Regions from separate parts of the Homo sapiens genome. Here region 2 is linked to region 1. Evidence: read pairs that join two places in POLR2A ChIA-PET (ENCODE). Cell type or tissue: GM12878. All regions are shown on one strand. Region 1 has its middle 12 kb from the start of MAS1. Region 2 overlaps IGF2R (insulin like growth factor 2 receptor).

Region 1 (5,000 bases):
TATATTGCATAATGGTGAGGTTTAGGCTTGTAGTATACCTATCACCCAATCAGTGAACATTGTACCCAATAGGTAATTTTTCAACGCTCACCCCCTCCCACCCTCCATTGATATACTGATTACACGTTTTTGATCTAGCAAAGCTATCCACTAAAAACACTTAGAGACTAATAATGTTATACCTAAGTTTTCCACTCTCTTACTCTTTTCTGGACTTTTTTTATGGATATAAAATGTGTATACAGAAATATTAACAGACTTTAAGGGTACAGGTCAATGACTGCTGATATAAGTAGATACCTGTATAACCACCACCTTACTCAAAATAACAGGAGCAGACATTTTTAAAAGGATGACAACAGAGAACTGTTTCTTTTCTTTCTTTGCAAATCATTTCTTCCCCCAGTCACCATCCCTCAACATACATGAGAGATTTTTGAATAATGTTGGAATGCTTCTGGTTGCCTTGGACACATGCCAGCAGTGGGCTGGTTTGGGGTCTGGGAGGGTACTGGTGGTCAGGGAGACCACTCGGGGCTCACAGGACACCCACTATTGCCTGGGGCTCATTCCCCAGAGCTGCCTAAGCACGGTCTCAAGAACATGTTCCAATGCCATCCCAGTGTGCAGCAGGCCAACACAATTCAGCTTTGTAAGGCACCTGTTACAGGTTGAACTGTGTCCCCTAAAAAGATACGCTGAAGTCCCAACCTCCAGTACCACAGAATGTGGCTTTATTTGGAAGTTGTTGCAGGTGCAATTAGTTAAGATGAGGTCATACTGGAGTAGAATGAACTCATATTGAATGAATCCAGTGTGACCGATGTCCTTATAAGAAGATGGTCATGTGATGACAATGACATGACCACAAAGGCAGAGACTGTGCAAGCCAAAGAGTGCCAAGGATGGACAGCCAGCCACCCCAGAAACTGGGAAGAAGCAAGGAAGGGCTCCACCTAGTCTCAGAAGGACCAACGTTCTGGTGACACCTGGATTTAGGATTTCCAGCCTCCAGAACAATGAGAGCATACATTTCTGCTGTTTAAACCACCCAGGGCGTGGGGCCCTTTTGCCACAGCCCTAGGTGATCTGGTAGAGCAACGTACTGCACAGCGAGCACCACACAACTACAATGTCTCACCCTCCATTTTCTCCATCCCATGCCACCAAGGTGACTTTATTGAGTCCTATTCTTTAGTTTGTATTATGAGAACAACTGACTGACTTATTGAAGATATAGATAGAATTTCAAATTACATATCCTATGGGCCACACTGGTATGTCCCACGATAGCTGTAGAACCAACAATGCAATTATGGCTAAGATTTATCCACACTTACTAGGAGTCCTTCTTGCATCATCCCATTTAATTATCCCAACAGCCTTTATTAGGTGGATACGTCATTGTCCCCATTTTACAGACAAAGAAGCTGAGGCTTTGCAAAGGGAAGTAACTTGCTCAAGGTCAACAGCGGAGAAGTGGATTGCTGTTTGGACACACAGTGCCACGTGTGGTGTTAGGTGGGCTGATCTCCCCCCAGCTCCACCAAGAATCACTGTGCAAGTGTGGATGAGCCTCCTTCACAGCAACTCAAGGTGTGAAGGTCCTGTCGGAGGTGGACATGGGGAACGTACAACCTTGCTGCATCTTGGGGTATAACAAGAATGAGCAAGTCCATTTCCTGAGTGTGGTGTTTAAAGCCCCACCTCCTGGTAAAGGCAGTCAGTCGGTCCTTCTGGCTCCAAGGCTCCTTGTTGTGCCAATGAAGAGAGAACCTCAAGGTTGGCCTCTGGTAAAGCAGCTGCCAGGGAGGGCCCACCTCCCCCGGGAAGCAGAGAGTGTGCTGGCATGGTATCCTGTCGGGACTGCACGCCCAGGGCAGAAGCACACAGCGTTGCAGGGTTTATGCCTGTGGAATCGCTTGGGAAAGGTCTCCAATCTTAGAACTATCCTATTCTAGAGCTTTCTAGAATATTCAGCTCAGCTTATGCCTTTTACAATCCCAGGGCATCAGAACTATTTAAGGGATTTGCATGTAACTTGGATGAATTGTGCTATGAATCTGGGTTAGTGTGGCTTCACCTATGTCAACAAGTCTGTGCCCTCTGACTCTGACCTCTCCCCAGGGATTCCGGGGATTCCCTGATGGCGAAGATATACTTCCATGGGGCCACTCATTTTTTGCCCTGTGCATAGGAGTCTTCTGCTTTTCCCATTATCCCCATTATCCACTCCTTTCCTGTCAGCACTTAGGAACCCAACCCTCACCTCCACTTCACTATGGAAGAGAGGCCAGGTATTAGTCTGTTCTCACACCACTATAAAGAAATGTCTGGGCTGTGCGCGGTAGCTCACGCCTGTAAACTCAGCATTTTGGGAGGCCAAGGTGGGTGGATCACGAGGTCAGGAGATCAAGACCATCCTGGCTAACACGGTGAAACCTTGTCTCTACTAAAAATACAAAAAATTAGCCAGGTGTGGTGGTGGGCGCCTGTAGTCCCAGCTACTTGGGAGGCTGAGGCAGGAGAATGGCGTGAACCCAGGAGGCGGAGCTTGTAGTGAGCTGAGATCGCGCCACTGCGCTCCAGCCTGGGCAACAGAGCGAGAATCCGTCTCAAAAAAAAAAAAAAAAAAAAAAAAAGAAATGTCTGAGAATGGGTAATTTGCAAGAAAAGAGGTTTAATTGGCTCATGGTTCTGCAGGCTGTACAGGAAGCATGGCAGCATCAGCTTCCGGGGAGGCCTCAGGAAACTTACAGTCATGGCAGAAGGCAAATGGGGAGCAGGTGTCTCACATGGCCAGAGCAGGAGGAAGAGAGTGGTGGGGAAGGTACTACACATGTTTAGACAATGGGATCTCACAAGAACTCACTGTTTTTTTATTATTATTATTATTATTATTATTATTATTATTATACTTTAAGTTTTAGGGTACATGTGCACAACGTGTAGGCTTGTTACATATGTATACATGTGCCATGTTGGTGTGCTGCACCCATTAACTCATCATTTAGCATTAGGTATATCTCCTACTGCTATCCCTCCCCCCTCCCCCCACCCCACAACAGTCCCCGGTGTGTGATGAAGAACTCACTGTTGTGATGACAGAACCAAGGGGGATGGTGTTAAACCATGAGAAACCGCCCCTGTGAGCTAATCGCCTCCCACCGGGCCCCACTTCCAACATTGGGGATTACAATTAGCCAGGAGATTAGGGCGGGGACATGGATCCAGACCACATCAGGCCATATAAGGGCTGGTGTCTTCTGGCTCAGAGTTCGTGGCCTGAAGTGGCTTCTAGATGCCCACAATCAACCGTTAATGTTCCTTATCAGCAGAGCACGGTGGAGAACACAGAAAATCCCTTAGTCTCATTTTGGCCAATCGTACAGGCTGCTTCTCTAGCACATTCTCATAAGAACGCGAGTATGATGAGCTTGCCCCATGCTGGTCCTCTTGTGTTCCCTTTCTGTGGCGGTAGGTCTGTGGAAATGAAGAAAGAGAAGCATGGGAGGAACAGGTCTTCTGTGCGGAGACCACACACTGTGTGGGTGAGCCTGAGCCGTGGGAAGGTGACTGTATTTTCCTCTTTCCCCTGAGCAATGCTTAAAGTTGGGACAAAATTAAGAAGGTCTATTTTATTTATTTTGCTGTATTGTGTGGGCTGGACACATTTTTGTTTTAGTCTACTATAATTTTTTTTAAATTTTAGAAACAGCATCTCTCTCTGTCACCCAGGCTGGAGTGCAGTGGTAGAATCGTGGCTCACTGCAACCTTGACCTCCTGGGCTTAAGTGATCCTCCCACCTCAGCCTCTTGAGTCCCTGGGAGAACAAGCATAAGTCCCCGTACGTGGCGCCTGTAATTTTTATTATTAAACATTGGGTATTTGAATAGCTCTTAAGTAGCTAACAGTTGCCAGAAATCATTAAGCTGTGATTTTCCTCATTGCAGATGCCGAGTGCACCTCATTAGAGCAATGTATGGGCACTGACTTACCAATAATGAGCCCAGCAGATGGTGTGGAATGTGGGTGATGTGCAGGCTGTTTTCAGATACATGAAGCAAGGCTAGTTGGATACATTTTTACCTTTGTAATCTGCCACCAAAATCATTTAGTAAGTACATTTTATGATGCACAGAATACCGTGATAAGGTATCCTGGCTTTACAAAAACAAGTTAGCAAGTCCTTACTCTCTCAAATATGACAAGCAGTAATGACAAAGATGTCCCAAGCATCCTCTAAACGTATGTAAGTTATTAGTATTCTACCATGCTATATTCAGGAAAAGGTTTGCTAAATGCTAGTTATGATCAACAGAGACAGATTGCTTCAGCAAAATGTCAGCGAAGGGCTCTAGTCAATTTACTCAGTTACAGATGTTTGTTAAATCACTTAGCCGTGGCAGGCATGGTGGCTCACCGTGTAATCCCACCACTTTGGGAGATTGAGGTAGGAAGATTGCTTGAGACCAGCCTGGGCAACATAGTGAGACCCCGTCTCTATAAAAAAAATATATACATACATACATATATATATATATATATATGTACATATTAGCCAGGCATGGTGGCATGCTTGTCGTCCCAGCTACTCAGGAGGCTGAGGTGGGAGGATCACCTGAGCCCAGGAAATCGAGGCTTTGGTGAGCCGTGTTCATGCCACTGCACTCCAGCATAGGCGACAGAGTTAGACCCTGTCTCCAAACAACAACAACAACAACAACAACAACAACAACACAGAACAGTGTTCAGCCCCTACTGTGTTCTCAGGCACACAAGGAAGGATTGATGTCGTTCATTTCCCATATGACTTACATACAGTCTAACTGAAGGAACTAGACTAACATTCAAGAAATAATGATAACCAGCATTTAAAATTGTGGTAACGATTCTAAACATAATTGATTTATTCAACTTACTGTTAGGCTCAGCCAATACTAGATGAGTTAGGCATGACTCTTGCCTCAAAGAGCTATTTTTAATCAGGTAAACAGAC
Region 2 (5,000 bases), 110 kb after region 1:
CCATTCTTCATTTTAAAGCTGTGACTAAGAACTCTGAGATATTGGTGCCTTCGCCTCAAGTGCTGCTGATGGGTTTGAATGGCATTGAGGTTGCCAGGCCTGGAGGAGGGCTGCCTTGTGCTGAGTGGTTAAATCACCCCCCTGAAAAAAGTCAGTGTTTCAAGTATTTTAATAGGCTCCTCCTTTCCTACTCCCATAACCACTTACATTTGATAAATCTTGACAAAACAAGTATGAAATCCAAGTAGAGAAAATAATATAATTGAATAGAGCAACACTTTTCTTTCTAGCAACCCTGATTTCCAGATTATCAGGACAATATCCCTCATTTTATTCTTTTTTAAATCTTGATTCTGCTCCCCAAGCAAACACACTCTTTACCTTATTTAGATATCCCCTTTGCAAGAATGGTGGATTTCTTTTAAGAAAAGCATAGCAGGCCGGGCGCGGTGGCTCACGCCTGTAATCCCAGCACTTTGGGAAGCTGAGGCAGGCGGATCACGAGATCAGGAGATTAAGACCATCCTGGCTAACATGGTGAAACCCTATCTCTACTAAAAATACAAAACATTAGCTGGGTGTGGTGGTGGGTGCCTGTAGTGCCAGCTACGGGAGGCTGAGGCAGGAGAATGGCGTGAACCCGGGAGGTGGAGCTTGCAATGAGCGGAGATTGCGCCACTGCACTCCAGCCTGGGCGACAGAGTGAGACTCCGTCTCAAAAAAAAAAAAAAAAAAAAAAAAGAAAAGCATAGCATTTTAGGTACGTGTGGATCTCTTTAGCGTTGATTCCTACCAGTTAACTCATTTTAAATGACACCCTCATGCACCAATATCATATACTTAGGATTGTGAAATAGTTTAATGATGCCACTGCCGCTACTTGAAGTTTGTCTCTGTTATCCTGGAGAAACTAGTCATGGCTCCTGAATAAGAGATTAGCATTTTTCCTGAGTAGTAGCCAAGTCTTTGTTTACTTGTTTATCTTGTATCCTGCAACCTGGAATATACACTCCGAGAGGGCAGGGCGTCTTTGTTTTGTTCATTGCTGTACTCTCCTGTGCCTCCCGCAGTAAGTACTTAAGAAATACTTGTGAAACACATGAATAAAGGTTAACGAAGGGCAAAGGAAACAAGCCTTTATTGATGATTTTTCTCTGTGCCCAGTAATACTTGGGTTATTTTCTCATGTCCTTGAGTCATCTTGACTCTAGGAGACACCTCTTAACATGTTCCTGCTGAAAAAGCTGAGCTGAGGAGTCATACCCCGAGGGTATCACCCTAAGATTGGGCACCTGAGTACCCCAGCCTGCTCTTCAGGTCTGTAGCTGCTTAGTGGCTATCAGACCTTCCAAGTCTCCATGCTTTTGAAGGCCTATGTGTGCGGTTTGGTTTCTTGGCAGGGGGGTTTGATGGGTTCCCAGACCTAGGAGTTCTTGGCGCCTCGTCTTCCAGTGACCCCACCAGGGCTGCTCTTTCTCCTCCATTGCTGAAACTAGTTCAGGGTTGGGGAGGAGGGCACGTGGGGGGGCCTGGTGGTTGGTTTTGTGCTGAGTCATTGCCTTGGTGCACTGTGGAAGGAAGCTCTGGGAGGTGGACGGCTCCTTCTGTGAGGGAGTGCTTCTGTCGTCAAGGGAGTACTGCATAGGGTGAATAACACAGTTATGTAGATATATATGGTGGTCTTACCCCCAGGGCCTCCACAACTCCTGGATGGGCCTAGCCTAAGCAATTCTGATTTAACTTATTGCCCCTCCTTTTAGCAATACTGTTGAGTTAAATAACAGTTTTTGCATTGAAAATAAAAAAATTTTATTTTTGTAGAGATGGGATCTTGGTATGTTGCCCAGGCTGGCCTGAAACTGCTGGCTTCAAGTGATCCTCTGGCCTTCGCCTCCCAAAGTGCTGGGATACAGGCACGAGCCACTGGCCAGGTCTTTATTTTTTGCATTTTGCAAGGACATTTTAAGTCACTTTCTTCCTTTTCTGTTTTTACTCCTGCTGAGGAGATGATCCCCATTTTACAAAATGGACAAAACATTCTCCCCAGGGAAGGGAAGAGTAGACATTTGAGAATAATTGTTTTCACAGAACCGGGAAACCACCTATTTTGTCCCAAGTATACTGATTGATGCATTAGCAATAACTCACTATCTGCTTTGCCAGAGGTTTGAACAATGAGTGTTAATGCTTGGTGTAGTGAATTTTGTGTGATTTCGAATCTGATAGCTGACTCATTGCACAGCTCTGTCTTGCGAGTTCAGATCTGAACTGTAGCTCTAAGAGGTAAAAGCAGAAGTGGAGCTGCCTTTCATGCCATAGCTAGTTTTTTAATAAAATAGAGTTAAAAAATCCTTTGGCTTTTCAGCATTTTGGTGTGATTGGAAAGGCTATTACTATCTTATATTCAGCATGAGTCTTGAGCAATTACTGATTAATATGATTTGGCTGTGTCTCCACCCAAATCTCAGCTTGTAGTTCCCATAATCCCCATGTGTTGTGGGAGGGACCTGGTGGGAGGCAATTGAATCATGGGGGCGGTTACCCTTATGCTGTTCTCGTGGTCATGAGTGAGTTCTCACGAGATCTGATGGTTTTATAAGGGGCTTTTTCCCCTTTTGCTCCGCACTTCTCCTTGCTGAAAAAGAATGTGTTTGCTTCCCCTTCTGTCACGATTGTAAGTTTCTTGAGGCCTCCCTAGCCATGCTTAACTATGAGTCAATTAAACCTCTTTCCTTTATAAATTACCCAGTCTTGAGTATGTCTTTATTAGCAGTGTGAGAACAGACTAATACACTGATCTGAGTTGATATTCTTAAATTAATGGTAAGATATTTCTTTTTTTTTTTTCTTTGGAGACAGAGTCTCGCACTGTTGACCGAGCTGGAGTGCAGTGGCACGATCTCGGCTCACTGCAACCTCCGTCTCCCAGGTTGAAGCAGTTCTCCTGCCTCACCCTCCTAGGTAGCTGTAATTATAGGCGTGTGCCACCACGCCCAGCTAATTTTTGTATTTTTAGTAGAGATGGGGTTTCATTATGTTGGCCAGGCTGGTCTTGAACGCCTGACCTCGTGATCCACCCACCTCGGCCTCCCAAAGTGCTGGGATTACAGACGTGAGCCACCATGCCCAGCCAGATACTTCTATTTTGATAATCTTTGAGTCCTGAGGTAGCTTCAGAATGGATTGAACCACAGACAGATGGTGTTAGTAGTTTCTGCCCTGGCTTCTTTGCAACTTAACATACTTGACTTTTTAGTGTTTTTGGCTAAGGAAAGTGTATTTTCTAGTTTGTGGCAGTTTTAAGCAAATGTGGCTTGAATAAAACTAGAGAGAAGTTTAATTTTTGATAAATCAGTGACATTGACAAGTTGTTTTTCTTCCTTTCCAGTTATACATGGGAAGCTGTTGATACCAAAAATAATGTACTTTATAAAATCAACATCTGTGGAAGTGTGGATATTGTCCAGTGCGGGCCATCAAGTGCTGTTTGTATGCACGACTTGAAGACACGCACTTATCATTCAGTGGGTAAGTAGAACTACCTGAAATTACTGGATTGGCAATATGATTCCCCAATTTTGCAAAAATGACTGTGTATAGCTATACGTATATAGCGATACAAAAATTTTGAATGTTTAGAAATCATAAGTGTTTATAATACATAATACACATTTGTTAGTAGTTAAAAATGCTAACGGTTTGAATGTCTAGTATGAGCTAAAACTAGGTTGGTTCTGTCTAGTGGATACTATACAGACAGCTGTTATGAAGAATTATGTAGATGTGTATTTGATATTGAAAGCTGTCTCCTAGATGGCTCTCCCTTCTCACCCACACTTTTCTTAAACCCTGTTTTTACATTCTCCCCCAGCCCACATTTCCTTTTAGTGCTCCCCCGACTCCCATTCCTTTGTACCTTCCAGCTTTGGCTGTAGTTCCCAGACAGTGTTTCTGCTGTCAAAGATGGTCACTGGAGTTAGGCTTACATTAAAGGTTAAATAAATAGTCCTGAGGATTGGCAGTCTCAGAGAAAGAGGTGCAGCCCCTTCTTTCCTAGGGTTCGTTTCATTCCCCAAATGTATGCCTTTTGGGTCAGGATCGCTATCCTTCTGTGAAGAATATGAATCCAAGTGGATTAATATATCAGCACCAGGTTACATAGAGTGGAGTCAGGGCAGATGCCTGAAGGAAGGGAGGCAGGGCAGACAGAAAAGCAGAATGCATTGCCCTTGGATTTGGCAACATGGATGTCCGTGGTGACCTTTCACTAAGGCAGTTAGAATAATGAGGTTTGACCACAATGGATGCTCGTGACATAGAGATGGTATATGACTAGGGACTGTCTGATAACTAGAAGAAGATGCTAGGTGGGCTTTTGGATTTGGGAGAGAAGCTTACTGTGGTAGCTCTGTCATTTTCTTTTGTGTTTTAAACATTTTAATATTTTTATAGATTTGGCAGTTCAAGTGCAGTTTGTTACATGGATATATTGCATAGTTGTAAATCTGGGTTTTTAATACCCGTCACCCGAATAGTGTACATTATACCCAGTAGATAATTTCTAATTCCTCACCCCCCAACCTTTCTGAGTCTCCAGTGTCTGTTATTCCACTGTCCGTGTCCATGTGTACCTATTATTTAGTTTCTACTTATAAGTGAGAACATGTGGTATTTGGTGTTCTCTTTCTGAGTTATTTTACTTAGGATAATGTGCTATTGTTCAATTCATGTTGCTGCAAAACATGTGATTTCATTCTTTTTTATGGCCAACATGTGGAATTTGTCCATAGAAAAGAATGAAATCACACACACACACACACACACACACACACACAAACACACACCACATTTTTTGTTATCCAGTCATCCATTGATGGACACTTAGGTTTATTCCATATCTTTGCAATTATGGATAGTGCTGTGATAAACATATGAGTGCAGGTGTCTTTCTGATGATTTTTTTCCTTCAAGTATATATTCAGTAGTGGGATTGCTGGATG

What was found. Peaks named below come from ENCODE experiments on the same cell type or tissue, not always from the same donor. Only the 100,000 strongest peaks of a DNase experiment are listed, where the experiment ranks them.
Region 2: POLR2A ChIA-PET joins it to region 1 with 12 read pairs; 4 of 35 experiments call an interaction of 5 or more read pairs at or near these places.

The regions. Positions count from the first base shown.
Region 1 is chr6:159,876,800-159,881,799 of GRCh38, forward strand. No RefSeq gene overlaps it. Among named protein-coding and RNA genes, the nearest start is that of MAS1, 12 kb to the right of the region's middle. In GM12878, no CTCF peak of the experiment used is centred here; no DNase peak of the experiment used is centred here.
Region 2 is chr6:159,987,796-159,992,795 of GRCh38, forward strand. It overlaps IGF2R (insulin like growth factor 2 receptor), which reads left to right. Exons shown (of 48, transcript NM_000876.4): 2 at 3,389-3,528. Among named protein-coding and RNA genes, the nearest start is that of AIRN, 17 kb to the right of the region's middle. RefSeq lists an enhancer at 1-275. In GM12878, no CTCF peak of the experiment used is centred here; a DNase peak (open chromatin) is centred at 2,204; H3K27ac peaks cover 1,836 bases.